3 separate regions of the Homo sapiens genome follow, and regions 1 and 2 are each linked to region 3. A link is an interaction called in ENCODE POLR2A ChIA-PET data of the cell type or tissue named here. Cell type or tissue: IMR-90. All regions are shown on one strand. Links, peaks and the distances in the headings refer to the core of each region. The heading gives the core; the rest is flanking DNA.

The links. Peaks named below come from ENCODE experiments on the same cell type or tissue, not always from the same donor. Only the 100,000 strongest peaks of a DNase experiment are listed, where the experiment ranks them.
Region 1: POLR2A ChIA-PET joins it to region 3 with 5 read pairs; 3 of 35 experiments call an interaction of 5 or more read pairs at or near these places.
Region 2: POLR2A ChIA-PET joins it to region 3 with 7 read pairs; 2 of 35 experiments call an interaction of 5 or more read pairs at or near these places.

Annotation. Positions count from the first base shown.
Region 1 is chr10:31,333,236-31,343,639 of GRCh38, forward strand. The region is part of intron 1 of ZEB1 (zinc finger E-box binding homeobox 1); the gene reads left to right. Among named protein-coding and RNA genes, the nearest start is that of ZEB1, 19 kb to the left of the region's middle. RefSeq lists an enhancer at 8,428-8,567. In IMR-90, for the core only: no CTCF peak of the experiment used is centred there; no DNase peak of the experiment used is centred there.
Region 2 is chr10:30,772,216-30,782,619 of GRCh38, forward strand. No RefSeq gene overlaps it. Among named protein-coding and RNA genes, the nearest start is that of LINC02644, 54 kb to the left of the region's middle. In IMR-90, for the core only: no CTCF peak of the experiment used is centred there; a DNase peak (open chromatin) is centred at 4,196; H3K27ac peaks cover 1,546 bases.
Region 3 is chr10:31,256,964-31,267,367 of GRCh38, forward strand. It overlaps LINC02664 (long intergenic non-protein coding RNA 2664), which reads left to right. Exons shown (of 3, transcript NR_134478.1): 2 at 3,019-3,073; 3 at 4,032-4,589. It also overlaps the pseudogene RNA5SP309. Among named protein-coding and RNA genes, the nearest start is that of ZEB1-AS1, 57 kb to the right of the region's middle. In IMR-90, for the core only: no CTCF peak of the experiment used is centred there; a DNase peak (open chromatin) is centred at 4,778; H3K4me3 peaks cover 353 bases; H3K27ac peaks cover 2,117 bases.

The DNA.
Region 1 (10,404 bases), core at 4,571-7,070, 78 kb after region 3:
TTCACCTGAGTTGTATAGAGCCTGGGAATTGCTATATATCTTTAATGTAAAGTCAGCAGTGCAAGTAACAGTATTGGATCATACTTCCACCATTACATTCTCTGAGTTTCTGATCACCACATTCTCACAGATAAGGAAAATAGTTGTAGATGGATGGTCTGAAATGTAAAAAGGATAAAGAACACAAGAAGTGGTAAATATGTTTAGTTTCAGACAGACATTATATAAAACTTGGGAGGAGGGTAAAATTATTGATTAGCTACGGGTAGGCTTGGTAAGTTTTAACGCATGTTAAAATTTCTAAGATAAGGAATAAAAATCTAGAAGGTATGTGTACCTTACAAACTAGTAGAGAAGGGAAGTAGAACAAGAAACAATATTCAATCTGAAAAAAAGGTAAAGAAGCTGAAGAAAGAAAACATGGAAAAGAGAAGACAAGTAGCACAAAAGTACATAGCAGCAATAAGTGCAAATATATTAGTAATTACAGTGCATATGAGTTGAAAAAATCCTCCACTTAACAGAAACTGGTTATTAGATGGGATAAAATAACAAAATATATTTATATGCTGTTTACAAGCAATACCTTAAAAAGCATATTCTCGCTTGAAAGTAAAAAGGATTTAAAAAGATATTCCTGACACTACTAACCAATAGAAATGTTGTATGGCTATATATATCATGTAAAGTTGACTTTGAGGCAGAAAACCTGTCCGAGAGAGTGAGGGTCACTCAATAGTTATAAAAGGAAGGTATAATTTTAAATAAGTGACTACCTGATAATACACTTTCAAAATACATTAAGCAGAAACTAGGACTGCAGAAGAAATAGGTAAATTTATCATTATTATAGCTTATTTAAAATAATCTCTGTTAATGTGAGAACAAGCAGAAAAAAATTAAGAAAAATATAGATGATTTTAATAACAGGACTTACAAGCCTGCTGTAATGGACACGTATGGAACATTGTATTCCACAACTAAAGTAGAGGAGGAACACTTAGAAAAACTGATCACATTCTGGTCAAATACAGCCAGCTTTAACAAATTTCAGTGGATTGGCATCACATTACACTTTCTGTTTACAATTCCATTAACTTAAATAGAAATTTTGTGTGTGTGTGTTTTGGAAATTAACATGTTTATTTCAAAATAACTTGTGGATCAAAGAAAAACTTGTAATGATAGCAGTAAATTATTGTACACGACAACTTATGTATAGCTAAAATGGGAATTTATAGATTTTAATGCTTATATTATGGGACTAAAGGTTGAGGAATAATAAACATGCAATTTTAAGAATTAGAAAAAAAGCATACTCCCCGATTGAAATAACAGGGGAATAATTAATGAACTAGAGAAAGTAAAAGTAATTCAAAAAGGAAACAATGCAACTAAAAATAGATTATTTGAGAAGAGTAACAAAATTAGCAAACCACTGGCAAGATTAATAGGTGGGGAAAGAAGTCATAAAGCAGTATCTGGAATGAAAATGGGAATGTTACTACAGGTGTTTCATGAATGATCAACTTTATTTTAATGCAGTTGAAAGATTAAGTGGACCAATTCCTAAAAAAAAATGTAGCTCATGCTGGCCCAAGAAGTAATAGAAAATGGAATACCCTTAAAACAAAAAGGAAAAATATTCTTACAAAGAAAAAAATACCAATTCTAGACAGGTTTACTGGCAAATTCTACAAAACATTCAAGGAACAATAATTCCAGTTGTACAGAGAGTATTTCATGGTTTGGAAAAAGAAATGACTGTCCCCAACTTTTTTTTACGAAGCTCTAAGTATAAAAAATGATGATTGTCTTTAACTCAGACCTATGTACAAAAATTCATAGATTAGATATCATCACATGGTAGTACCCCCTTATCCATCTGTAGGTGGTTACCTATGCTCAATCACAGTCCGAAAATATTAAATGGAAAATTCAAGAAATAAAAATTCATATGTTTTAAATTGTACGCCCAGGATGTGGATCCTCCCTTTGTCCAGCATATCCACACTGTATATGCTACCTGCCCATTAGTTACCATTGGTAGCCGTCTTGGTCATCAGATAATAAAAAAAAACATAGTATTTATAGGGCTTCCATGCTATCCATGGTTTCAGGCATCCTCAGGGGGTCTTGAAACGTATGCCCTGTTGATAAAGGGGAATTACTGTACTTGACCAATAATGTGTAAGAAAGTAACCCATCATAACCAAGTTGGGTTTACTCTAGAATTTCAAAGTTGGTTTTATATTAGAAAGTCACTTAATAGAATTTACCACATCATCTGTTTAAAGGAAAAGAATCATGTGAGCATCTCAATAGATCCATCTGTGATAAAACTCTTAGCAAGTCAGTAAATGAGAAGGCCCCTTTCTTAACCTGATAAAGGCATTTTTTTCCAAAGAAAATTTCCAGCCCTACCTTCTTTCCACTTCATGGTAAAGTATTGAAGGCATTGGTTCCCTTTGATATCAAAGGACAAGTGTGCCTGCTAATGCCACTTTTAGTCAACATTGTACTAGAAGTATAGCTAGTACAGTAAACAAACAAAGATACAATGATTAGAAAGAAAAAGCTATTATTATTTGCAGATTATATGATTATCTGTGTAACCCAGAAAAATTCACAGATGAATTACTCAAAGTTTAAATTTGGATGCAGAATTATTATACAAATTCAATTATTTTTCAGACTTTTTGCTGGCATAGAAATGCAATTAAGAGGTAGCATTATATCATCATAAAAGTATAAAACACTGTGAGTAAATCTAACAACGTGCTCAATATCTTTATGGAGAAATTATGAAACATTGGCAGACATAAAGATCTAATTAAATAGCATAATGTACCATGTTTATAAAAGGAGACTTGAACATTGTAATGGTGCCATTTCTCCCCAATTTTATCTGTAAGTTCTGTGCCATCTGATCAAAATATTGACAGGTTTTTGTTGAATTTGACACGCTAATCCAAAAACTTACATGGAAGAACTAAGAGATAATAGCAAGATACTCATTCATGAAATGGATCTGTGATGGCACTGGGATTGCCAATGAGTGAAATAGGATGACCCTTTCAATAATTGGGGTTGTTGGTTAATTAAATGGAAAAAATTGGGGTTGGACTGCTGCCTCACACTATTTAGAGAAACCAGTGGAAGGATTATAGATCTAAATCTGTAGGTAAGGTAAAGGTATAGGTAAAGTAAAATGGTAACACTTTATAAAGATGATAGGCTAGAATATCTCTATGACTTTGAGTAAAGATAAAAAGGCATAAAACACAGAGCAAAAGATTGGCAAATATGACTACATCAAAATTAAGAATTTTGTTTCACTAATAGATACTGTAGAGTGCCTAATCCCGTATTTAGCACATATCAAAATCTACCACCCAGGGAAATAAAGATGAACAATCTGATAGAAAACTGGGCTTGAATAGGCACTTCACAAAAGAATAAACTCGTTTGGCCAAGGAGTGTATTATAAGATATTCAACCTCATTAGGAATCAGGGAAATGCAAATTAAAACCACGTTAAGAAGGCATTTCATGTCTCCTAGATTCTCAAAACTTAGAAGCCAGCTAATACTGCTGTTGGTATAGACATGGAACAACTGAACACTTAGGCGTTGCAGATGCTAATGTAAGTAGGTACATTCACTTTGGGAAATAATTTCACATTATTAAAGTTGAAGATACACATAACACTATGACCCAGTATTCCTATGTCTTAGAGAAATCTCTATACAGACATACCAGGTAATGTATGTAGTTGTTTATACAGTACTGATCACAATAACAAAACAAAAAAATAAATAATAGGATAAGTAAATTGTAGTATATTTATACAATGGAATGCAACACAATACTGAAAAATGAATGAATTACACCTGTGCTTAACAACTTGGATCATCCTAGGAAAATAATGTTCGAACAAAACAAATCACTGAAGAATATAGTGTGATTCCATTTATATAGAATCAAAGAACACGCAAAATTAAGTAATATATTGTTTAAGGATACCAATACACATAATACAAGTCTATGATAAACATAAAATTTAGGAATGAGTGAATTTGGACACAGAGTAGATATCACAGGTCAGGATAATGTGTGTTTAAAAAAAAACGATGGTGGAACTCAGATATTTATTGTATTACTTATTATACCTTAAATTTATTTTATAGAATTCTTTAATGTTTGATATTAATAATTACTGATAGTAATTTATGGCTACTGATAATCAACATTTAATCTAAAATAGTAACTGAAAAAATAAAAGTGAATGATTTTTGGGGGAACTCAGTATTTGCCATGTATTTCCTATGTACGTATGTTTAATTTTTGTGAGTTCTCAAATGTAATCAATTTCTTTTGAGTATCTTTAGTATTTTATACTATCTTTGTATTTAATATAGCAGATAAAGCTTAATAATTTCTTTCTGTTTTTTTTTTTTTTTTTTTTTTGATGGAGTCTTGCTGTGTCTCCCAGGCTGGAGTGCAATGGCGCAATCTCGGCTCACTGCTGCCTCCGTCTCCCCGGTCAAGCGATTCTCCTGCCTCAGCCTCCCCAGTAGCTGGGATTACAGGCACCCACCACCACGCTGGCTAATTTGTGTATTTTTAGTAGAGACAGGGTTTCACCATCTTGGCCAGGCAGGTCTTGAACTCCTGACCCTCATGATCCACCTGCCTTGGCCTCCCATAGTGTTGGGATTACAGGCATGAGACACCGCGCCCGGCCTAAGCATAATAATTTCTAACCCTGGTTGTGTGATACTCCAAAATGTATTCATTTATTTTTAGGGGTATAGGCATTTTTAATTCTTTTATATTTTTGTAGTCACTAAATTTACTTGGCTTCTACCTTTACATATTTTCTGTTTATTGACCACCTTTTAGGAAGTTTGAGAAAGGTATTACCTTATTATATTTTTTTCTAACTTAAAATATGTGTGTTACTATTGCACTTGTGGATATAACATTTCATTTTAGAATATTTACATTTTATTTTGTTTATCAAACAATAGCATTTTTGTATCAGGCACTATTCTCAATATCGTTAAAATATTAATTTATTTAGTATTCATTGCAACCCTATGAGAAAGATCCTGCTATCTTTGATAGGTAAAGGGAAACTGAGGCACGGAAAGTGTTGGGTAAGGTCACTTAGCTAGTAAGTGGAGCCTGTGTTCAAACCTAGGCAGTCTGGTTCCACAGTCTGTGCACTTAACCACTAAGCTGTAAGAGACCATATGAAGTAGATCTCTAAGAGGAGTATGTCATCTATTTCAATGTTCTTTAATAAACAGGGTACTATTTTTGAGCGGTGCCAGCATATTGTCAGATTATGATGAAATAATTATATTATTCCCTTTGTTTGATCTGAGAATGTAAAAAGCAATACTGGTAAATTACACACTGCTGGACATTGCTTAGATTTACTCTTCAATGAATTTTGTGTCCGTACGTTCATGAGATGAGAAAAATAGATAGGCAAAAGTACCTGTTAGTCTGATTGCAGATCTACCCGTAATGCACAAATGGTGATAGTGTACTTTCTTCTTCCAAAGGTGGGTTAATGGAGTCATGATTTAAAATAAGAGTTTAACAGTAGCGTGTATAAATTTGATATTTATACATCATAAATGATGTATAAATCATTTATGGGAGAGTGATATTTGATTCAGGGATGTTGACATGATACCTTTGGGAAATTCTCATAGTAAAATAGAGTTAGACTGTCAACAGGGAAAATTCTAAGTAATTTGTGAAGAAACTAGTAGTAGTAGTCTAAAGTGAGGCACCAGGCAAAGAGAGAAGAATCAGACAAATCCTTTAGAGTAATAGTTCTTTACCCATTCAGACCCACACTCCATTTAGAGCATTTACTGTAGAAGTTCTTGAGAGAAGATCTCATCCTGTAGCCATATATGCTCACTATATATATAGATATAAAACATCTCTAAGAATTTCAGCTTCTCTTTGTGCTTTTTGTTAGCTACTTTAAATAGCTTAACTTTCAGTGACACATGGTTTTAACAGGCAAAACACATGACTGTTAATGATTTTTCTTTAGAGCAGAAATGGTTTATATGGCCTAAATTCACTTTTAGAGAATCTTCTGAGAGAGAGTATTTCCTGTCTCTTTGCACATGTGTGGCATATTGTAAGGACTTATTTACTTTTAAATAAAAAGGAAAGCTCTTGCAGTGAAGTAGACATTTATTTTGTTAAGAACCTATATAAGGCCAGGCGCCGTGGCTCACATCTGTAGTCCCAGCACTTTGGGAGGCTGAGGTGGGTGGATCACAAGGTCAGGAGTTCGAGACCAGCCTGACCAATGTGGTGAAACCCCTTCTCTACTAAAAATACAAAAAACTTAGCCAGGTGTGGTGGTGCACACCTGTAATCTCAGCTACTCAGGAGGCTGAGACAGGAGAATCGCTTGAACCGGGGAGGCAGAGGTTGCAGTGAACTGAGATTGCACCACTCACTCCAGCGACAGAGAGAGACTCTGTCTCAAATTAAAAAAAAAAAAAAACCTATATAAAATAGTTTATAGCAGTTTATAGCTGTGACCATCAAGTCAGATAATTTGGGATGTTCACAGAGAGCTCTGGGTGATTATGACAGTGTACCACCCACATCTCTTATTTGTTTTGCTTCATTTCTCTACTAGGGAGAGGAGGTCATATAATATATGGTATTTTTATGTTATTTTAGATAAATCCATATCAACACAGCACAGGAGAACAAATTATACCCCTGGTAGATTTTGGGGTATAAACGTCATGAAATGTTTCTCAGAAAGTGAGAAATATTTCTTGATTGTATCTTTAAAATTAATGCAAAATTGTTATGTTACTCCATAATTTATTTGTGTGCATTACTGTAAGGTTCATGTGTATTCATATTAAATTTTTTCTTTTAAAAATTGGGTTCAATGAATTATCTAGGATGATTGCATTGTTTGTGGCATCAAGTGTTGTTTCTCCCTTTCCATACCAAGCATATCCTGCTTTTGGTACAGGATATATTTTTTTCAGATGTCAAAACACCTAGGGATACATTTTATGAATTACTAACTTACTTTTTTAGGACAGACTTGAAATCATTTAGAGGGTAAACTCTAGCAATATAGAAATCTGTTTTTTGTTGAATGGAGTAGCAGCTAATCTTTAAGACCCATTGATAGCATTTTAGTAGTAGCACTTAACATTCAGAAAAGAAAAACAAATCATCCAGCTTCTGATCTTCAGTTTTATGTAACTTTACAATTTGGTACTTGATGACTTGGTATTGGTATGAGACTGAATAGTGTGATGTTACAAACATGTGATGTTTGCCTACCATGTTCTAGGCACTGTGCCAAGTGCTAGAGATGGAATGGTAGGTAAAGCTGTGGTCTATACTTAGGGAGTTCACAGTCAAATGAAGGATACAGTCACAAAACAGACACTTGTATAAAGCATGGTCACTATAATACAGAGAAATGGAAAGAATGGCCAGAGAAAGCTTACTTGAAAAGATAATGCCTGAACTGAATACTAAAGGGAGGTCAGTGGGAGAGACAAGGAAGGGTAGATATTGATTGTGAGTGCATGAGCATTGAAATGAGAGGGCCCAGGGGAATAGGAAGAGAGGAATAGCCTAAAGGAGAACAGGAGCAAAGGCACATGGGTGAGAAACAACATGGAATGTTCTGGACATACAAGCAGATCTCTGTTGGAAGGAGTATGAGATAAGGGTAAGAGAGTGATTGGAGTTGAGTCTGGAGAGATACGAAACCAAATCATGGAAGCTTTTTAAATGCCATGTTTAGGAGCTTGAACTTCATCTTTTTGTGAGTTGGACAGTCATTGAAGGGTTTTAAGTAGGGGCCCAATTTGATTGTATTCAGGTTGAGTAGAGTACTCTGATAGCTGATGTGAAGGATAAATTTGAAGGGAAAAAGATTGGAGGCAGAGAGGCCATTTGGGAAGTAGTTAGCTTGATAAGAGGTGACGAGGGCTTAAACTGACACTTAATAGAAATGGAGAAGAGGGAGTAGATTTCAGAGTCTGTACTTTTTTTGTTGTTGATAAATAGTAAATTTAGTAGGACTCGATGCTTGGAAATGACCAGTGGGAGAGAAAAAATGGACGAGATTAACTCCAAAGTTTCTAGCTGAGGTGATTCCAGGGATAGCGATGACACCAAACAGAGTGAATATATGAATAATCAGTTGAGGAGACAAACGGAAGTCAGTTTTGGATATTTTGAGTTTAAGATGGTTGTGACATCACTAATGGAGGAAGGCTAACAAGGCAGTTAACCTTTGAACTTGATGCTGTGGGATATAGATGGGGGTCCTGGGCTGGAAATACAGCTTGAAGAGTTCATCAGTTTGCAGGAGGTGATTGAAAGCATAAGACCATCAAGGGAAGGTGTGTGGGCTGAAGAGAAAAAAAGGTCAGAAGACAGGAGCTTGGAGAACAGAAGTGTTTCAGAGTCAAGTAGAGAAAAAGAAGCCCCACAAAGATAAGAAAAGGAACTGAAAAAAATGAAATAATCAGTGGGCCAACCTGAAGATCCAAGCAAGACTAGAAACCACACATTTTTAATGGAACAAATCTATATCGTTGTGATTTCCTTAGAAGCCTTAAATTGGTGGGGGAGATCAGAATGTAACATTAGTCTAGGATTGAGGTTTTACCAGATGGTACAGTAAAAGTTGTGAGTTTAGGGAAACCAAGTTGTTTGAAGTTAGAGCAGTTTAGATGATCAGCTGTGCCAAATATTGCAAATTATGTGCTGTACATTATTCTTTACGTATATTAACTCTTAACCCTCACCACAACCATAGTTGTTACAGAAGATTCTAGAATGTAAGTTCCATAAGAGCAAGGTGGGTATGCTTTGTTGTCTGTGCTATTCTCAGTGCCTGACATACAGAATAGGCTCAAATACTTGTTGAATAAATGAGAGAATATGAGATACATACTATTATTCCCATTTTACAGATATGGAAACCGGGTAAGAAGAGATTAAGTAACTTACATTCACAATTTTTAGTGGTAGAGCCAGTAGGAAAGGAATTGAGCCCAGGATTAGGGAGCTGATGGAAAATAGAGAAATTTTAGGTCTGGAGATCTCTCTGAGGATAGTGGAAATAAAGGCATGAGAGATGTAGAAGGGGAGAAAGTTATCATCAGAGAGTAAAATGGTGGAGGTTATGATTTTTTGAGATAGGGTTGTTCAGTGTTATGACAAAGGGTCAAGTCTTAGCAGTGGAGTAAAGGATGTTTATTATTGAATCTCTGTAGGCGTCGATGTAGATGTTGAAGGCTCCTAAGGTTATACTAGAAGTTTGAATAGAGAGGAACATTATGATACCATCCTCATAAATGAAGTGGTATAATTGGAGATCTATAGATAAGAAGCAGCAGAGAGTGGAATAGATAAGCTTTCTTATTTCAATTCTAGCTTTTTAAACGTAGATTGAGGTTAGATCTGGTTTGCTGAAAAGACAGGAATAAATTGGGCTTGCTGCATATAATTTATTTCCCCCATATGGATAAGCTCGTTGGAAAGCTCCAGAAATATTCAGAATATAAATACAAAAGTTTCAAATTTTACCTGACATGCCAGCTCTACTTAAGGTATGAATTCTAAATCTTGTATCTCTCCCCTGCAAGAAAAGCTACCTCCTCCTTTTTATATAGTAGTAGAACAAAATTTTTGTTTGTGTTTGTGGCAGCACATCTCACCTCTTTGTTTCATAGCTGTTGGGTACACATTCCAAGGACGGTAAAAACAAAATGCACTTGCTCTTCTAAATCTTTAGCCACTGGCTAGTGGATTGCATTTATTCTCAGTTTCCTTGCCGATCCTTTTACCCTTCCCCTCCCCCATTTTTCTTTTTGAATGGTTTTGTTTCATGAAGCTCTTGAGAGCTTTCTATGTTATATTGTGGCACAGGAAAAAGTTTATTCATTTTAGCACTAAACTGTAGTTAACATTTTAAGTTAATCATTTTTAGAATGTTTTGATGAGCAATCCTGTTTCATTTTTAGAGATGATTCAATCTGATATTTCATTTGCTTTTAAAGTCTCTAATTTCTTTTCATCTATTTCCATAGCATTGTAATTTGTATCCTGAACGTTTCTCTTCAGAGAAATATAAAAATCCAGCAATCCATTATAGTATTGTATTAAGCCTAAGATTTCATTATTTATCATACACATTTATTTATTTATTTTTATTTTTTATCATACACATTTAAAGTACGGCCTTTGATTTATAGAATTTTTCATTTTGTGGTTGTGCCTGCTTATCTTTGTTTTTGTGTGTGTATGTCTTTCACAGAAATTAGTATCATTCTGTCATAGCTCTTAGGAAATTCAGAGTTAATCAAA
Region 2 (10,404 bases), core at 2,650-5,149, 490 kb before region 3:
TGCCAGTCATTGTTACTGTTTTTCACAATTTTCTGGGTCAGAAACTTGGCTAGGACTCAAAGAGGTGATATGATTTTTTCCTCTACTGAGGTCACTTGGTGATAGATGATGGATGGGCTGGTCTACAGGGGCCAAGATGGCTTCATGCACATCCCTGGCACTTTAATGGGGATGGCTGGAAGGGTGGTCAGGTGCATCACATGGCACCTCACGGTTTCCAGAGAGAATGTTCCTAAAGAGTGTGGAAGCTGCCATTTTCTTAAGACATGAACTTGGAAACTGGTGTAACATCACTTCTGCCACCTTCCAGTGAACCAAGTAGTCACAGACAGATTCAAGATGAGGAGACATAGACTCCACTTGTCAATGGAAAAAGTGTGAAGGAATTGATGACCCTGTTTAGTCTTCCATTCTCTTCCTGCTTCATCCCTTCCTCCTTCCTGTTGCCTGGAATGGGAACGTGAAGGCTGGAGTTGCAGCAGCCATCGTGGACCATGAGAAGCTGTTGGGAATAAAAGGCATGCACTGCAGATCCACAAGCTGGAAGCATATGGATCGCCAGGGCCACAGAATACCATATCATCTCTAAACTGCCAACCCCTGAACTTTCAGAATGTGAGAACAAATAAACCTTAAGGCATTATTATTTTAGGTTTTTATGTCATTTGTAGCGTAATACTGAACAGTAGCTTTTGGGGGTGCAGTGTGTCCTTCAGTAGCTCAGAGTTGCAGATTGAGGAGACTGTTGTGCATGTCAATAATCCATCCTGCGCCCCATAGCCAGAGTGCCCTGATGCATCACACATCAGGCTGGCAGACGCTTCTCTATGGTCCCTTCCAGTGAAAGAGCCCTGGAATCACATCCTGATCTCATCACTTCCTTCCAAACAAGGTTTCTGTCAGATTAAAGTCCACCTTCCAAGGCCCTCCATGGGCTGACCCTGACCCACCTCTCCAGCCGGATTCCCACCATTCCTCACACCCCCCCAACAGGTGAACCCACAACCCTGACGCACCCTGTGCTGTCCCCATGGGCACTTATACTTCTCTATCCCTGTCACACATACACACATATAAACACACACACATATACACACAGACACACACGTATATACACAGACACACATAAACACATATACACACACTCATACACATACACACACAGAGACACACACATGCACACAGACACATACAGACACACATAGACAGACACACACTTATATACACAGACACACACAGAGACACTCATACACATACACACAGACACACACATGCATACAGACACACAGATACACACACATACACACAGACACACACACATACACACACATATACACATACACACAGACACACACATACACACACTCATACGCATACACACATGCACACACACATACACACTTACACACACATACACATACACACACATACACACAGACACACACACATACACACAGACACTCATATGTATACACACAGACACACATGCACACAGACACATACACACATAAACAGAAACACATACACACACAGACTCACATACACACAGACACACAGGCACACACACATACACACATAGACATACAGGCAAACACATATACACACAGGCATACACAGATACCCACAGGCATACACAGATACACACACATACAGACACATGCATACACACACAGATATAGACATATACAAACACAGACACACACACATACACATATACACACACAGAGACACACAGAGAGACACACACACACACCTTCTTCCAAATCCTACCATGCTTTTAGGACAAAGCTCAAATCTGATTTCCTGTGTGAAGAATTTCCAGGATCACAAAGTACGGGCTTTCTTCCTCTCTTGAACTTTTAGCAGAACCCAAACCCCTCAAGGGACATCACAATGGGTGTCCTCAATGGAGGGCATTTGTTGTTTTGATTCCTCACGTATGCATACATCTTATTTCTCCAGCTGGACCAGGAGCTGCCCAAGCGGGGGGCCTGTGTCACAGCTCTTTGTGTCTCTGGGGTCTCGCTAGTGACAGGGGCCTTGCTTCCAGGAGGCACAGCAAAGCAGTATCTGGCACAAACAGAGCCAACCGCTGGCCAAGCTGGAAAGAGAAGGAAGAAAATGGTTGTCCGCCACGCCACTCCTTTCTGTCTCCCACAGAGCTCCGTGGAGCCCCATTTCACACTCTCACCCGCCCAGTCAGCAGACACTTGGTGGTGTAAGTCCATCTTCAGAGGATCACTGTCCTGCCAGAAATTTCCAGAGGACAGAAGCCCATAGCCCATCCTGCCAGGCGAACCACAGACCCCAGGGAGCATCAGCTGCCACTTTACCCATGGGCTGATGCTGAACGATTGGAAAGATGCCCCGGCCGCTTGGATTTTTATTCTCATATCAGCATTTTGCCCAGCAATTGGAAGCAGAGACCAGGAAGACACACGCATAGAAAGGAGAATTTCTCAGCTTTGCTTTGAGTCCCTGAAGGAGAGACACAAACCCTCCCCACAACTCCTTGCGGGAACCCTCCCCTACCTTGACCCACAATCCCAGCCTGCAGGTTCCCTGCAGAGTCCAGACTCTGCTGGGACATCAGATGGCCCAGGGATCACAAAAGCAGCCGGCGATGGCAACGATTCCGACTGGAAACTTTGATCAAACTCAGCATCCTTTTCCCGAGGGCTGAAAGCCTGACAGTGAGCAGAACTGGCACCAGGGAGATTCCATTTAATGAGTTATTTGGCAAGGGCTATTTCTGAAATTAATTATCAATCACTTCTAATTGTTTTTAAATGGCAGTTATTAATCTGAAAAGGCTCGGGAAAACGCTTGTGTTATGGTGTGTTCCCTCAGCTGCCCAAAGGACACACGCCGAGAGGCTGACGGAGCCCTGGTTAAGGCTGGTGTTTGGCAACAGATCAAGAAGGGGCACCGCAGCTCTAGGCCCAAGGTGAGGCCCCGGGGTGAGGCCAGGGGCCAGGAGGGTGGCTCCAATACCTATGTGTATTCTCAGAGCAGTTAGCAGGAGCCAGGAGAGGAAGCTTCTGGCTTAAGCCAATCCATGCCCAGCACCAAAACCTTGATCTCCCCTCAAGCCCAGCCTCGGCCTCCAGTCTCACTAATAATTCAATCTCATTTAATCTAATAAGCCTGAAAGCCTGGAATCCCCAGTGCATGCCTCACCTGAGGCAGAGGTGCTCAGAAGGGAGGAATAGGTGCTGTCTTGGGGATGCACCACCTGCTTAGCACACCTGCCCAGACGAGGGGGCAGGGCTCCAGGTGCTGCACCTGTCTTCTGAGAATGGAGGTGACACCTTGAGAACTCTATAAGGCCTGGAAATATCTCAACGAGTGCTAAGAAAACAGGCAGGCACACGCACATATGGGAATCTGGTCAAAGATCAGAGGGACAAGAAGCCCAGGCCAACACCTCTGCCCCGATCCCCTATTTTCTCCTGAGTGGCCCAGAAGAAGAGGCTGGAGTGCAGTGGCACAATCTCAGCTTACTGCAACCTCCACCTCCTAGGTTTAAGCGATTCTTGTGCCTCAGCCTCCCAAGTAGCTGGGACTACAGGCTTCCACTGTGCCCAGCTTTGTTGTCTTTGTATTTTTAGTACAGACAGCATTTCACCATGTTGGCCAGGCTGGTCTGGAATTCCTGACCTCAAGTGATCTGCCTGCCTCGGCCTCCTAAACTGCTATGATTACAGGTGTCAGCCACTATGCCTGGCCAGGAGTTACTGCTTTTAAACTGGCTACAGCCAGCCCACAACATCTGGAGCTGAGGACAGCGTGAGCCGCTTCAGAAACCAGCACTTGCAGAGTTACATCTTTAGGCGGACAAACACCAGAGGGTGGGCTCAGGGCTTGGGAACCACAAATTGTGGGGTATAGGTATAGCACTGGGCTCTGGGTACCCCTCTCAAAGAGCAAACTGGCCATTAAGCACTCAGATCCGAGACTGGGCCAGGCAGCCCTTAGTGCTCCCATCACAGCATGCTCTGAAATTGGGCATCCTGCACGGAGAGGGAGGGGTTCCCTCTCAGCCCTGGGTCTCACTCCATTTCCCTGCAAATGGTCTTCATGGCTCTTGTTATCACCATTTCTAGCTCAACTCTCACGTTTTATGTCTCAGAGGTGGTGTTTATTGATACTGAACAATGCTCCTGCCACTATGCAGAACATCTGTGCTGCAGCTGCCACGGCCCGGCTGAGATTTTTGTAATAGTTTTGGGATGATTCGCTAGTACAGCACATACAGTGCTGAGAGGGCTGTGTTCTGCTAGTCAAGAGGATTTGGGATAATTGGAAATTTCAGGGTTTTTAAGGCTGTTGCTGGGTTTGGTTCCAGTGGGGAGGTTTTACTTGTTTAGGTATATAAATATTAATTGGAAACATTTATTTGTAAATATCAGAAAGAAGACTTTGTAGAGAATGACCCTCCCACTGCCCCCACAAAATAAGAATTATGCTGGAAAAGTATAGCTCAAGGCTGGGGGCAGTGGCTCACACCTATAATCCCAGTGCTTTGAGAGGCTGATGCAAGAGGATTGTTTGAGGCCAGGTGTTCGAGATCAGCCTTGGCAACATAGTGAGACCTTGCCTCTACCAAAAAATTAAAAAATAAAAGCAATAACGAGCATTAGTTGTATGACTTGTAATCCTAGCTACTTGGAAGGCTGAGATAGGAGGATCGCTTGAACCCAGGAGTTCAAGGTTACAATGAGCTAGGGTCAGACCACTGCACTCCATCCTGGGCAATAGAGCATGACTCTATCTCTAAAAATCAAACAAAAAACAAAAAACAAAAAAGAAAAGAAAAATAAAGAAAGAAGAGTGTATCTCTCTCTGCAGCAACTTAAGTCTGGCATGGGAGGGGACTTGTTCTTCCCCGTCTCTATTGTCCAGCTCTTACCCCATCTCCACCACTGCCCTAGGAAAGGATTAAGATAGAGGCAGAATGGCAGCCACCTCAATAGGGCAATGAGATTGGGAGAATACATGAGATCCTGCTTCCCAAAAGTAGCATCCCATAAAATGTTCACACATCTTCCCTTTATCCATGAAGACATAGAAAAAATGAAATAAACATTCCTTTAGTTTGCCGCTGGAGAAACAAGCTTAGAGAGAGATTCAGTGACTTGCTCAAGTCCACAGGGCAAATTACTTGTTCTAGTCTGTTTGGGCGGCTGTAAAAAAATACCTTCAACTGGGTAATTTATAAACAACGGAAATTTATTGGTAACAGTTCTGGAGGCTGGGAAGTCCAAGATCAAGGCACCAGCAGATCTGGTGTCTGGAGAGGGCTTGCTCTCCACTTCATAGATGGTGCCTTTTGCTGTGTCCTCACATGGCAGAAGAGCCAGGAAGCTCCCTTCAACCTCTTGTATCAGGGAACTAATCCCATTCATGCAGGCGGAACCCTCATGATGTGATCACTTCCCAAAAGGCCCTGCCTCTCAATACTATTACATTGAGCATTAGGTTCCAATATATGAATTTTGGGGGGACACTAACATTTAGACCATAAGCAATACTAGAATGTTCTAGAACCAAATCCACTGATAACTAAATTACCAACAGGTGAAACTATCTCTTGAGTTAGACAACAAAAGCAAACCTTTTATGCTAAAGGATTTTCAAAAGCTACTGTGAGAGAAGGGCTGTTGAGGAAAGAAGTTCTGATCCATCCCTCCTTAGCATGTCTACACATCCCATTAGTTGTTAGGCTAACAGCCCTAAAAGATTGCTATGGTTTGAACAGCCCCTCCAAAACTCATGTTGATACCTAATCCCTAATTTGGCGGTATTGAGGGGTAATGGAATCATAAGGGATCTGCTTTCATAATGGATTAAAGGATTGATGGATTAATGGGTTATTATGGGAGTGGACCTGGAGGCTTTATAAGAAGAGGCAGAAAGACTTGAGTATAGCATGTTAGGACACCAGCCATATAATGAGCACACCATGGGATGCCCTGTGCTGCCTTGGGACTCTGCAGAGTCCCCACCAGCTCGAAGACCCCCACGGGATGTGGTCCCTTGACTTTGGACTTCTCAGAAGTAATAATATTTTTCTCTGTAAATTATGCAGTTTCAGGTAGTCTGGTATAATCAACAGAAAAAGAACTGATAAAGGTTTAGATACCTTCAGTGTGTGGCACCCTGTGTTTTCCTATTAGATTTGCCTAAGGCACCCAGGAGAGCAGAGTAGAAGCCTGCAAACCTTCAGCACCCAATTCTTTGTATCTGAAAAGTTGCCAGAACCTTGCCCAGAACACTCAACTACTAAATCCTGGTGCTCCAGCTTTTGCAGGTCTTGCATTTGCACCTGTGTATTCCTGTGTTTGTGTGCCTGCTGTGTATTAAGTACTGTTTTAGGATCACAGTGATAACAAGTCGGAGAAGGCCTCTGATCTCAAAAGTGACATTGAATACACACATATGAAAAGAATGAGGAGTGGGAGGATGGGGGGAGAAGGACGAGGAGGAAGAGGAGAAAGGGGAGAAGGAGAAGAAGAAGGATAAGGAGGGGGGAAGGGGAAGAACAAGAGGAGGAGGAAGAGGAAGGAGAAGATGAAGAAGAAGAGGAGGAGGAGAAAGAAAGAATGAGAAGGAGAAAGAAAAGAAGAGGGAGAGGGAGGAGAAGGGGAAGAAGAGGAAAGGAAGGCGAATAAGAAGGAGAGGAAGAAGGAGAGGAGGAAGAAGAAGAGGAGGAGGAGGAAGAGGAAGAAGAGGAAGGAGGAGAAAGAGAGGGAGAAGGAGAAAAAGGAGAAGGATAAGAAGAAGAAGGAGTAGGAGGAAGAAGAGGAGGGAAGGAGGAAGGGGAGGAGGAGAATGAGAAGGATAAGAAGAAGAAGGAGGAGGAAGAGCAGGAGGGGAGGAGGAAGGGGAGGAGGGGAAGGGAGGAGGAGGAAGAAGAAGAGAAGGAGGAGGAAGAAAATCAGACAATGATAAAGGCTCTGCAAGACTGAAATAAGATGCTATGAAAGAGAATGATTGGGTGGTGCATAAGAGTGGAAGATCCAGGGAAGGCTCTGCTGACACTGAACTGAGATCTGAATTGCAGGAAGAAGCCAGCCATTGGAGGAATAAGGAGATCAATGATCTACACAGACAGAAAAGCCATAACATTGGGAGAAGTTTGGCTTGTTTGAGGATCTGGGGTTGGAGCACTTCCCCACTGCAGGGCGGGGAAGGTGAGGGCACTAAGGTAGGTAGGAGTTCTGTGAGCCAGGTTATATTGCCCCAAGGGCAAGGGGAACCCAATGGTGAATGTGGGAGCCATGGGGGCACTGCTCAGCTCCCACTTCAAGAGAGGACCTGCTGGGACCAGAGCAGGCAGTGGACAGCCTCCAAGTGCAGTGCCACCAAGATCCTCCTGCAGTGTTCGACCTGCGGCCATACTCCGCCCAAAGACCAATCTCTACGGGGGTGCATGAGCCCGGACTCCGTTGGGAAGCTCCTTGCTGGTCTGGCTGGGCTTTCTCAGAGCTGCAGTGTGGCCTGAAGCTCTTCCTACCCTCTCTTCTTTCCTTCAGCTCTCTCTTCTCCGGGGGTCAGACCCACATGCTGGTCTGAAGGCTCTCCCTGCCTCCTTGTGCTTCCTCTCTTCTGCATACTCTGCAGGTCTCCCCTGGTAAACTCCTTTCCTTTCCAACTGCATCCTGCCTTCTGCTTCCCAGAGAGCCTGGCCTGACAGAGTGGGGTTTTAATCAGCACGCTCTGATTATAGGGCTTCGAGTGGAGCAAATCCATCAGCAGCTGCTCAGGAACTGGAGAGAGTAAGGTGGCTTGAACCACGGCTGTGGTAGAGCAAGGGGAAGATGGTGAGTTGGGGGATGCAGCATGCTTTTTGGATGTAGAGTTGACAAGGCTTGCTGATGAGATCTGATGTGGGGGTTGGCAAAAGAGAGAAGGAAAAAATGGCCTCCAGTTTTTGGCTGAACATCAGGATAGATGGCAGGGGTATTTCCAGAGGTGGGATGACTCCATAAGGGATGAACTGGGGCCAGATCCTCAAGTCTTGGCCATGTTTGAGGGGCCTGTTAGACACTTGGAAAAGGTCTAATTGTCCTCTGGACGCAGGGGGCAAGCTGTTCTTCCCATGAAACTGTCTTCGACGCAGCAGTCAGGGTTAACAACCGCTACCATTTAGTGGGCACGTGGCACATACCAGGCGTGGTGCTAAGCACACCTATTGCCAGGATCCCAGACTCAGACCGGGCAACTGTGCCATGCTAACAGCTCTGTGGTGGAGCTACAGATGCTTAACCTGTCCTACAACAGGGCATCTGTCTTTCCAGCTATTTTATATCCAGTTGGGTCTCCTACTCTAAACTCTTTTCTAGCAGGTGGGGCATGGTAGTGTGCATCAGTAATCCCAGAAACTCAGGAGGCTGAAGTGGGAGGATCTCTTGAAGCCAGGAGCTGGAGACCAGCCCAGGCAACACAGTGAGACCCCCATCTCTAAAAAAACTTTTTTTGAAATTAGCCAGGTGTGGGGTCCTGGGGTTTCTGGGGTCCCTGCTTCTAGCCCCTCTGGCGGGTGAGCCCCGCGGGGAGGGTCCCAACGTGGCAAGGAGACCTACAAAGGGAGGCCGAGGCACCGGTGCAAGCACAAACCACACAGCAAAATTAGCCAGGTGTGGGGTCCCAGGGTTTCTGGGGTCCCAGCTACTTGGGAGGCTGAGGTGGGGAAGGCTGCTTGAGCCCAGACGTGGGAGGCTGCAGCAAGCTATGATGGCACCACTACACTCCATCCCGGGTGACAGACAGACTGAGACTTCATCTCTAAAAATAATAATAATAATAATAATAATAAGCTCCTTTCTACCAGAAACCATGTCTAGCCTATATCTGAACTCTCAAGTATGGACCATGGGGGCTTTGCCTACAGCACTGCTCAGGCAGCACGGGAATTCCCAGGAGCTTTTGGAGCTGCATCCAAACTCCAGGAAGGGCTGCCCTTTTCAGTGACCTGCCCTGGCATCCCAGTGCTGGGTGGGAGGGAGCCCTCAGCCCTCCTTCGGTGGGGTAGTGAGGTTTCTGAGCAGAAATCCCAACATCATCTTTCTCATGAGTCCCTCTTTCTGCCCTGTTTGAGAAGGACAGGTTGAAATGCCATCGCCCATCGCTGGGGGCCTCAGCCTTCACCTCTGCCCTCAGGAAAAATGCTCCTTCCCAGGAGGCTACTAACATGGACTATTTGCCTGGTAGAGCCAGGGACCCCGGGGTCCTGATGTTGGGGATCTGCAGGCCCTATCCCCTCCAATCTGCAGAATAAAATAAATCCACAGCCCTCTTCTTCTTCCCAGGCACTGAGGCATCTTCTGCAAAAATAACATTTTCTTCTCTTTCCAGAGCTATGGGTGCATGAACCAAAGGGAGGGCCAAGGCCCACTGGTCCCCATTGCCACTGGGAAGCTCGCCTGCAGGATCCGGAGTGCCTCGGCGCCATCCTCCCTGGAAGAAAGCTCCCTTGTTCCAGGCACACAAAGGATGTGCGCTGGGCAGGCGACAGGCCATGAATGCTAATGGCCCAGGCGCTTGCAGGCTCCAGCTCTGCCTGGCGGGAAAGCCAGCCTGGTGCCTCTGCCACTCTTCACGCTGAGCCAGCCCTGGCCTGGGGCTGCAATGCACATGGCAGCTCCCTTTCCTGGGGACCCCATTTCTTTGCAGTGCGGTGGCCCTGTCCCAGGCCAGAGGCGTGGAGCCCTCCCGTGCCTATCACGTGGGAGCGCCTGGGAACCCAGGCAAGCATCTGTTGCAGACTGCACAAACGTCTAAACATCCGTGCAAACTTGGACCAACAGGTCCTGCTGAAATGTGCTAACCATCTGCTTTTCCTTAGCTGTTTTTGAGCAAATTATGTTTATTATGTTAATTTATTTTACTGTCAACAACACAGAATGACACAGTTGCTGCTAAATATCATTATATATCTCAGCCTGGCATATCACCAGCAGGGCTTTTTTTATTTTGTATTAATTTTTTTGTATATACAACAAGAATAAATACATATTGAAATGTCGATCTATTTAAAATGGTGTCCGGGATGGTAAAGTCATCTGTACAGAAGGCCCTGGTTGCTCACCCTTCCAGCAAAGGCTTTTGCTAGGAGAGGCAGCACAGCGGCCATCTGGGTGGGGGCCTAGGCCTGCAGCCCGCCCAGGTCCCTCCAGACAGTTCCATGTTTGGCCAGGAACATGGGGCTTCTCAGAAGTTTGTGGGGTTAGGAAAGAGAGAGAGCGAGAGAGACAGAGACAGAGAGAGAGAGAGAGAGGCTCCCAGGCGCCTGTTTTCTTCCCCAAACGTCCTCCTCCCTTAAAAAATCCTCCCATTTTCCAGATGGCCAAGCCAGGGGGACCCAGAGGAGCCAGGCAGAGAGAGGGTGTGCCCTAGTGA
Region 3 (10,404 bases), core at 3,244-5,743:
TTTTTCAAATAAAAAGCTTTTGGTTTTATTTATCCTCTCTATTGCTCCTTTGTTTAATTAATTTCTATTCTTTATTATTTCTTTTCTTCTACATTTCTTGTGTTTATTTTGCTTTTCTTTTTCTAACTTTTTAATCCAATTGCTAATTTATTTTAACATGTCTTCTTTCCTTCCCTCCCACCGAGACGGAGTCTTGCTCTGTCGCCCAGGCTGGAATGCAGTGGTGCGATCTGGGCTCACTGCAATCTCCACACTCCCAGGTTCAGGCGAGTCTCCTGCCTCAGCCTCCGGAGTAGCTGGGATTACAAGCGCGTGCCACCGTGCCTGGCTAATTGTATTTTTAGTAGAGATGAGGTTTCACCATGTTGGCCAGGATGGTCTCGAACTCCTTGACCTCGTGATGTGCCCGCTTCAGCCTCCCAAAGTGCTGAGACTACAGGCGTGATCCACTGCGCCTGGCCAATATATCTTATTTCTTAAAGATGTCATTTTGTGTTATAAATTCACCTCTGACTACCATAACTTTAGCCATTTGCTATGTAGTACATTCATTACTGTTTAATGCTAAATGTAATTTCTATTGTGATTTCCCTCTTTAACCTGTGTTATTCAAGTTTCCAGGCATATTTTTTCCTGCTGGATCAAATGGCGGTTCTACTTTTAGCTCTTAGGGAATCTCCACACTGTTTTCCATGATGTTTGTACTAGTTACATTCCCACCAGCAATGCAGAAGTGTTACCTTTTCACTGCGTCCTCGCCAACATCTATTTTTTTTTTTTATTATTATAGCCTTTCTTGCCGGAGTAAGGTGTTATTGCATTGTGGTTTTGATTTGCATTTCCCTGATCATCAGTGATGTTGAACATTTCTTCATATGTTTGTTGGCCATTTGTACATCTTCTTTTGAGAACTGTCTATTAATGTCCTTAGCCCACTTTTTGATGGGATTGTTATTCTCTTACTAATTTGTTTGAGTTCCTTGTAGATTCTGGGTGTTAGTTCTTTGTTGGATGTATAGATTGTGAAGATTTTCCCCCACTCTGTGTGTTGTATGTTTACTCTGCTGACTGTTCCTTTTGCCATGCAAAAGCTCTTTACATTCATTTTTAAAAGAATATCCTGTAATGATAGTTTATGATTGGTTACTTGTCTAAGTCTTTGTGATTATAAAAATGTCCTAATTTTATGCATTTTAATAGTTTTGCTTGGTATAAAATTCTCAATTGAAAGTTAATTTCTCTCAGCCCAGGAAGATAATCACTGTCTTCTTACATCTTAAGTCCACTGTCCATCTATTGAGTGTTCCTTTGCATGGAATCTGTTATTTCTGATAGCTTTTAATATTTGCCTCTTCTTTGTTGATGTTCTTCAATTTTACTATGTTGTACATTTATTTTTATTTATCCTGCTTGCTACTAGTGTGCTTTTAATCAGAGTACTCCTGCCATCTTACAATTCTGGAAATTCTCAGCTCTTATTTTATCATATATTGCTCCTCCATCCCCCTTTGCTGTCACTCCTATTAGGCACATATTATAGAACTTACATCACTCTATCAAAATCCCTACTCTTGCCCACAAGGTTGTACCAATAATGTTTTGCCATCATTCTAAATGGAAAATTAAAAGAAAATGTAAAGAAATGTTTATATTTTCCTAATGAAAAATGCTAATTCAGAAATACAATGTGTCACATTTGTATTTCAAACCAAGGAAAGACTATAAGATTACTGCAAAATCCTGTGTACTATATTACACTACAAGGCTAAAAATATAATTACACATTGAATTTGATAAATAAAAAATCAGAAAGATTCTTGAGACCTGAAATTTATAAGTGACAATAACATCACTTATCTCTAACTTCAAACTAGTTATATGACATTTTTAATTGTTGAAACCTGAAGTCATTAAAAATTTGTTGGTACATGTTTATAGAAGCATGTATTAATTCTATTTGTGTTTGTCTATGGGTATACGTATATATATTTGTGTGTACATATATATATATATAAATCTTATATAAAATAACACACTCCAGCAGTCCTAACTTAAGTTTTCTTTATAACCATAATTATTTCATACCAATTTTTAAATACCAATGATTATTAAACAACAATATATTGCCACCTGATATATTGTTTGTCTATTTTCTTCCTCTAAAATGTCAACTCCATGAGGGTAGAAACTTAATCTTTTTTGGTCATTACTGTATTGCCTGGAACACTTCCTAACATGTAGTACTAATTCCTTAAATATTTGTTGAGTGAATGGTAACATTTTTATATGTTCCAGACCTGAATTTGAGTTAAAATTGAGCAAGAGAGAGACTTCCATGAAATATGCGAACTAGAAGGGTTACAGGTAAACTGTGGGTCCAGATGGATCGTAAAGTTGAGGAGTGTGGAGTGTGTGGCTGAGAGAGGTGGAACAAATTAGGCAACGCCACAAGTCAGAAGACTCAAAGAGTGTGTAGTTCTGGCCATGACCGAGGTCAACTGAGGAAAGTTAGGAGAGGAAAGCTGGCCAAATTTTGGGGGTGTACAAACTTGTTCAAGATTAAGCCTGCAAGCTTAGATGCAAGCATATAAAGAATCTGATGGATGGCTGCTCCAATAGAAACACCCTACATGGGGTCTGCAGCCATACCACCCTGAACACAGCGAGTCTCATCTGATCTGGGAGGCTTAGCAGGGTCAGGCCTCAGTAGTACCTGGAAGGAAAATGAAGCACATAGGATGTGTCCTTCAATAGGTCCCACTGACATTCAAACTCCTTAGTGTGGCACACAAGGTCCTTCACATTCTGGTCTCCCTGTCCAGCCTCCTCTATCATCACTCTATTATTGATCTAAAGTCGGCTCCACCCATTTTGGACTAATCACATGTCCCTGAACTGCACGTTCACGTTTTTCACAGGCTTTGGCTTCTTCCTTTCCTCCTGCACAGTATATTATACCTGGTCTCTTCACCTTCGTTTTCCCCTTTAGTCCCCTGCCTATCCTCTCTTTTCTTTCAGGTCTTCGCTGAAACATGGGCACTCGTGGGAAGTGCTTTCTGTTCCCCAGGCTCAGGTATGGTGCCTTTCTGATGTGTCTCCCTAAAACCACTCACTCCTACGTAACATTTGTCATGCAGTTCGGAAATGCCACTCTTGAGGTCTGTCTTTCCAGCCAGTCAATATGCTCCTCAAAGACAGGGATTGGGTTATGTTCCGGCACCTGACACAACAATTTTTTTTTTTTTTTTTTTTTGAGATGGAGTTTCACTCTTGTTGCCTAGGCTGGAGTGCAATGGCGCGATCTCGGCTCACTGCAACCTCCGCCTCCCAGGTTCAAGCGATTCTCCTGCTTCAGCCTCCCGAGTAGCTGGGATTAAAGGAACCCACCACCATACCCAGCTAATTTTTTTTTTTTTTTTTTTTTTAGTATTTTTAGTAGAGATGGGATTTTGCCATGTTGGCCAGGCTAGTCTTGAACTCTTGGACTCAGGTGATCCGCCTTGGCCTCCCAAAGTGTTGGGATTACAGGCGTGAACCACCATGCCTGGCCTGGCACAACAACTGACACATAGAGGGCACTCGATCAATAGTATTGAATAAATTATGAGTGAAACAGTACAAATGAATGAACGTGGACAGGTCCAATAAGGCTGTTGGATCATAGGCAGTGTAAAGAGGCATGGTTATTTAGTTGGTTAAGTCTCAAGCCCACCGAAGAAGAGTATGTGTTTGTTGCAGGAGTCAAGGGAGCTTTAGGGAAGACTGGGTGGCCTTGGTATCCCAGTGGAGTTGCTTTGAGCAAGGTTTAGTCAAAGGTAGGTTAAGGATATGGCAGGGCAAAAACATCAGGAAGCCAGAGTTTGTCTTTGGAAATTCCAGCCTTTCTTTTCGGGTGATTTCCCCAACCCCTGCTGCAGCAGTCTCTTATTTACTTTGACTCAAACACCGAATTCCCTCCTACTACTCCTTCTCCTTTCTACAACACCAGCTCTCTAGATATTTCTGTTCCTAATTTTTTTTTTTTTTTGTAGAGACAGGTCTCCCTATGGTGTTGCCCAGGCTGGTCTTGAACTCCTAGCCTCAAGTGATCCTCCTGCTTCAGCCTGCCAAAGTGCTGGATTACAGGTGTAAGCCACCTCTGGACATCTTATCTGTGAAATTTTAGGCATTGATCAGTGCAGAAAGAACCATGAACTGCAGGATGTTCTCAGAGACTCTGACATTATGGCCCACAAGAAGCTGCCCACTCAGCTTCTAGTCAGTTAGGTGTGGACTTCATCAATCACAGAATGAAGACTCAGACAGCCTCCCAGGAGGACACAAAGTCAGCCTCAGAGAGGCATGGAGGTGTTAAAGAGGGAAGTGCCTGCTAGAATTTCAGTGGGTTGGATATGCTCTTTAACGATGCACAAATCATAGGTATACATTTTCTGACAATTGGAATCTATTATTACTCTTGAACCAGCTGTTCCCCAGGCTGTTTCCTGTAATGGAAGGGATACTTTGAGTTTATATCTTTTCAATCCTACATCCTCAGAAATCTACACTGATACTAATAAAGGGACTCATTTCTCCTATAAGAACCCCTATGCGAGAAAAGTATGTTTGGGTATTGCCTAATGCACTCATAATAAATATACACAGCCATAAAACAGAGTAAAAGTCCTGGTAAGCCTGTTATTTGCAGTAATTGTAGATTGTGAGTGGACATTTTAAAGAGAAGCTTACAAGTTAGTTGTACTTTCTGGTAGTAATTACCTCCCACAACATGACTCACTTCGGCAGTTTAAATGCAAGAGTTGGGTGTCCCAAAATCAACAGTTTTATAAATAAATCTCTGAATCATGAACTGAATGCATAAATGTTTAAATATTTCTCCTTCTTAATCTGAAAGATAGCTTTAGATTTAAGATATTGCACATATTTTAAATACCTTAGGGGAAAAATAAAAACAAAAAAAGCAAAAAAGGCAATGGATGTCTCTGTACACTGTAGAAAGGCTTTAACTTGGAAGTTGATATCCTCTTTGCAGGAATGAACCTACAGCAACCAGAGTGTTAAGTGGATGTTTTCTTCAATCCAAGAGGGGAGGCTGCTATCAATCTGTTCTAATGCGGCCCATTTGTTTGTTTTTTAAGTAATACTCGCAGGGCAGACTTTTATGGTAATGTAGCAACATTAATGCTTTTAGGTGGGACTCTCCTGCAGTCTCATGGGTAATAGAACATATAACGGAAGAAATGTGGCTGTGTCAGCTTGGAATGCTGCAGAAAGAACAATTCATGCCAGAAGGAGACATTCGGTTTTTTGGAATGCTCACTGAAAGACATTGTGTATCTCAATGAACTTCAGCCTTACAATCAGTGAAGCTTTTTTTTTTTAAACCTGAAAAAAATCACACTCTAAAATTATTAACAGAAACATCATCCACCCCACTAGACTCATTTTTTTGTGAAGTTCTAAAGTTTTATTTATGTCTGGTTAAAAAGGGAACTGTATTAGAAGTCTGTTCTATTCTTGTAACCATGTTTTTCAGAATTTACGATTAATCACCCACATGGATCTAAGAGTAAAATCTGGAGTCAGAATTCTATATCTGTGTTTAAAATATAAAATCACATGTCGATCTACCTATGTTTTTCCCTCTGTTTAAAATAGCAATGTGACAGCCAACTTAGCACTGAATCCTATAGAATGTTCAGTGTCGAAAAAGAACGGCTTCTGCTGGTTTTTTTTTTTTTTTCAGTCCTTTTCTGAATTTGATGTCTATTTTGTTCCCAGTTATTTTCATATCTTCAGCTGCTGCTATTACATTCCCATCTCTTGGAAGGAGCCAGAGCCAGAGAAATACAGGGTTCCTCTGTGGCCAAGGGAAAAATGCCTGCCAAGAATGCTGAACTTCTGGTGAAGGTCACTAAATACTACAAAACGGACTAAGTACAGTAAATAATAATGTTGGTGCACACAAATGAATAGCCAATTGCATTGGCATTTTGTGGGGAAATCTGATATTGTATAATAACACTAGTACATCTAGACATGGAGAAGCTAGTAAAACACCTCCAAAGGGCATGCAGCAATTCTGTGGTTGGACAAGGACCAACCCAAAGCTCAGCGTGTCCCAGAATAATCATCCTGACAAATAACTGGTATCTTTGGTTGCACGTATTAGACCCCTTAGTATCGTAGGCCAGAAACTTTTCACCTGGATCTCATTAAGTTTTTTGTACAGGACGGAAAAACCAGGCTCATAGAGACCATTCTCTTGAGTGCAAAACGATCACCTGTAACTGACTTTCAGACTCCTAGCATGTCAAAAGATGGGGCAAGTTCCTTCCATATAGCTCACTGGAGGTATTTACAGTGCCCAGGATGTTATTTATGGTCTAGGAAGAGTTTGAGTTCTTGGTGGCAGGCAGGGGAGTATAGTTTGAGGGAGATCCATCACATGTCTTTTTCGACACTGAACATTCTATAGGATTCAGTGCTAAGTTGGCTATCACGTGGTTCTCAAGCCACGTTTTGAACAAGAGTAATTTACTGCTAAGTACAAAGCTGTAGGGTACCTTAATAAGCATCTGGGGAGAATATAAGTTGCCTTGATGATGATCAGAAGTGGCTCGGGAGAGGCAGGAGAATGCTAACTGATTCTCTAATCCCCGGGCTCCTATGCCAGGGAATGAGTGAAGTCTTTCCCCCAAAGGCAATAGCAAATCCCTCTGACTTTCAAAACAGTATCATACTGTCTGCATTTTCTCTTTAACTAAGTTAGGTTACCTCACAGGGACTGGTGGTTACATCAGGAGATGGCATTTCTTCATTAAGTTAAGGGGTCCCACCCTCTCCCTTTTATAATACAGCTTTTTGTTGATTTGATCCTAATGGAAGCAAATCCAAGAGAACATAAGGAACATGCCTTTAGGAGTAAATGGAAGAACTTCCTTTTCAAATGGTATTGCTAAGTTCTAGAATGGGAAAACTGGATAACAGAAAGAAGGGTACTTATTCCATATTTACGTTCTCTCGGCATCCCTTCCATTGCTCTGCCAATTGTCCTGCGCTGGCTCTGCCGGGGATCTGACCAGGACCCCATCTGACACCTGGGCATGACACACCATGGAACACTAGGCTCTGAGTCATGTTCAACCCTGAGGTATGTGGAGTGAACTCCCTATGGGGTGAAACTTAAATATAATGAGATATAAGGGCCAGTGAGTGAAACTTAAACCAATGAGTTATGAGGGCCCCCTCTTCCTTGTGGATTGACTGGCTTGAGACGCTGTTCAAATTATCAGAGGATAGCCCTGTAGAAAGAAACAATCAGGTGCACAGAGAAGCAGCCAGTGAGCTAGCACCTTCTTGTTTAGGCTCTACTTTCCCTGCTTCATTCTCTGGGACCCTCTTGGGTGTCTCCTGGGGTTGCACTTCCTAATAACATTAAGCCTTTCGTCTTGGCCTCTACTTTCTGGAGAAGCCAGGCTGACACACTTTCAGAAGGGGAAAAAAATTGCATAGTAGTTCACCTGGAAGAAAAAGCCATCTCAAAAAGTGTTTATTTTATTAAAAGAAGACTGGGTAATGTTGTGTCAATGTAGGTTCAGAGAGGTAACAGATGCATCATTCTGGTGGGAGATGTTGTGGGAGATGTTGGCAGTAGGGGAGGCTGGGTATATATGGGGATGGGGGATATGGGAAATCTCTGTGCCTACCACTCAAATTTTCTTTCAACCTAAAACTGCTCTGAAAAAATAAGGTACATTAAAACAAACGAATGAACAAACAAAAAAGAAAACTGGTGAAAGACTAGCCCGATCAAATATTGAAGTATATTATAAAACCACAGTGATTAAATCAGTCTGCTCCTCATGCAAGGAGAATCAGGCAGGAAATTCGATGTGCCTGCTGTGTGTTAGGCCCTCTATTATGCACTCTACATGAATAATCTCATTTCGTTCGCATAACAGCCCTGCTTGGTAGGTATCATTTATGCCATCATTTTAGAAATAAAAACAAACCAACCAACCTGAGGCCTAGACACTTTCCCAAATTCAATCAACTATTATGTTGCAAAGACAGGATTTGAACTTTTTAATGATACACGTAGCCACAAGGCAATATATTCACTAACCATTTCCCTCTCACCCTGGGCACATAAGAAGACTACATTTCCAGGTGGACCTCTAGGTGTGGTCATGCGACCCACTCAGGCCATTCAAATATGGTAGAGGTGTGTGTGCTGCTTCTAGGCCTGACCCCTAAATCTCATGAGACCCTCTGTTCCCCCCCACCCGTCACTGGCTGCAGAAGATCTAGCAGATGATTCCAAGATCCCAGACAACTCTAAAGTCCCAGAAGGCAGTGGATCCCCTAGATGGAAGAAGCTAGAACCCTAACTGCTGTGGAAGGACAGCAACCCAACCCACCACCCAGAGAGGCTGTGACAGATGTGAGAAATATATCTTTTATTCTGTTTATTTCTCAGTTAATCTACTGAGCTTTGGAGTTGTTTGTATAACAGTCATTGTAAATTATCTTAATTGAAACATATACTTGCCAAGTTTTAAAAAAATAAAAAGGACTCTAAATAAAATAAAGCTATGTTAGATTTTTCAGGGGGGGCTTCAAGAATTCCAAATTTAATCAGTGATTTTTTAACCCCCTTGAAATTCTGTGAACCCTACTCAAGACAATAATAACAACAGCACCACAATGATAATAACTAACTCACTGTAAGTGTTAAGTTCAATGAGTTTTGATAATTGTATGGTCACGTAACCACAATCAAGATCTCGAACATTTCCATCACCCCAAAAAGAGTTTCCTCGTGCTCCTCAAGACCGAGGTCTCAGGCAATCGTGTTCCTGCTACACTGGAGTTTTGCCTTGCCTTGAGTTTCATACATATGGAATCACACAGGATTAAGGTTTTTTAAGGTTTTTAAAAACTTCAAAAAGCAATACTTATTATATACGTACCATTTTTACAAATCATTCCATTTTCTGCACTTTTTACATTACCAAGGACTTTAATTTTAAGCATATTATGGTATGTCAACACCAAACCAAGTAGGACCTCTTATGTTCGATGCTATTTAAAAAATAAAAGTTCTATAGGATTCTAAGTTTTAAAATATTTCTCTCACAGCTAAACATTACACATATATGGAATTTGTTCATTAATTTATTTGCTATTCATCCCAATAAACAGCCACTGAAAGTGGCTGACTTTCAACCTCTTGTGACTGACTTCTGCTTAGCATAACGTTTTTGAGATTCTTCCATGTTGCTACATCTGTTAATAATTCAATCTCTTTAATTGCTGTGTTCTTCTTCTTTTCGGTAATGAAATCCCTAAATTCTAGTTGGGTACCTGGCTACCCAGTTAGAGATTACATTCCCAGGATAGCTGTGGTACAAAACTCATTCCAATGAGATGTGGGCAGAAATGATATACCCAATTTCCAGGTCACTTTCTTATTGGCAAGTTGCTGGCCCTAGGGATTGCTATAATGAGAAGAGACATGTATCTATTAGGTCGGTGCAAAAGTAATTGCCATTTAAAAGTAAGGGCAAAAACCGCAATTACTTTTGCACCAACCTATTATCTTATTTAAGCCATTGTATTTTGAATCTCTGCAAAGTAGTTAGCTCAATGAGTGCACTCCCCATGGAGCAGGGCTATATTTTATTCATCTTTGTAACCTCATCACGACTTAGCTCAGTGTTTTATAACGAATAAGCTTTCAGTGGCTGTTTATTGGGATGAATATCAAATAAATTAATGAACAAATCCTATATATGTGTAATGTTAGCCCTGAGAGGAATATTTTAAAACTCAGAATCCCATAGAACTTTTATTTTTTAAATAGCATCGAACAAAACAGGTCCTACTTGGTTTGGTGTTGACATACCATAATATGCCTAAAATTAAAGTTGGTAATGTAAAAAGTGCAGAAAATGGAATGATTTGTAAAAATGGTACCTACATAATAAGTAATGCTTTTTTAAGTTTTTAAGCTGTATAGAATCATAAAATAATCAAGGATGAATTATAGATTAACTAAACTAATTTGACATTCAAATTTATACTTTTATTCTTTCAGAAAGAAAACTTATCAACTTCCAAATTAGCTAAAACATACCTATAACAATTAACTGGAAATATGTGTTTCATAAAAAGTAAGCAATATGAAACAAAGAGTACAGCTTGATCCTCTATAGAAAGAAGCTCAATTTATCACTGACAAACCTGGTCAAAACAATTTGTAAATCTATCCTGCATCCCTTGGAAAAATTAGCTGTGTGAAAAAATATAATTACTTTAAAAATGTTATTTAACTCATCATCTGGTTGCTGCAATTAACTTAAAGACCTAGGTCAATCTTTTTACAGCAGAAAAATCAAC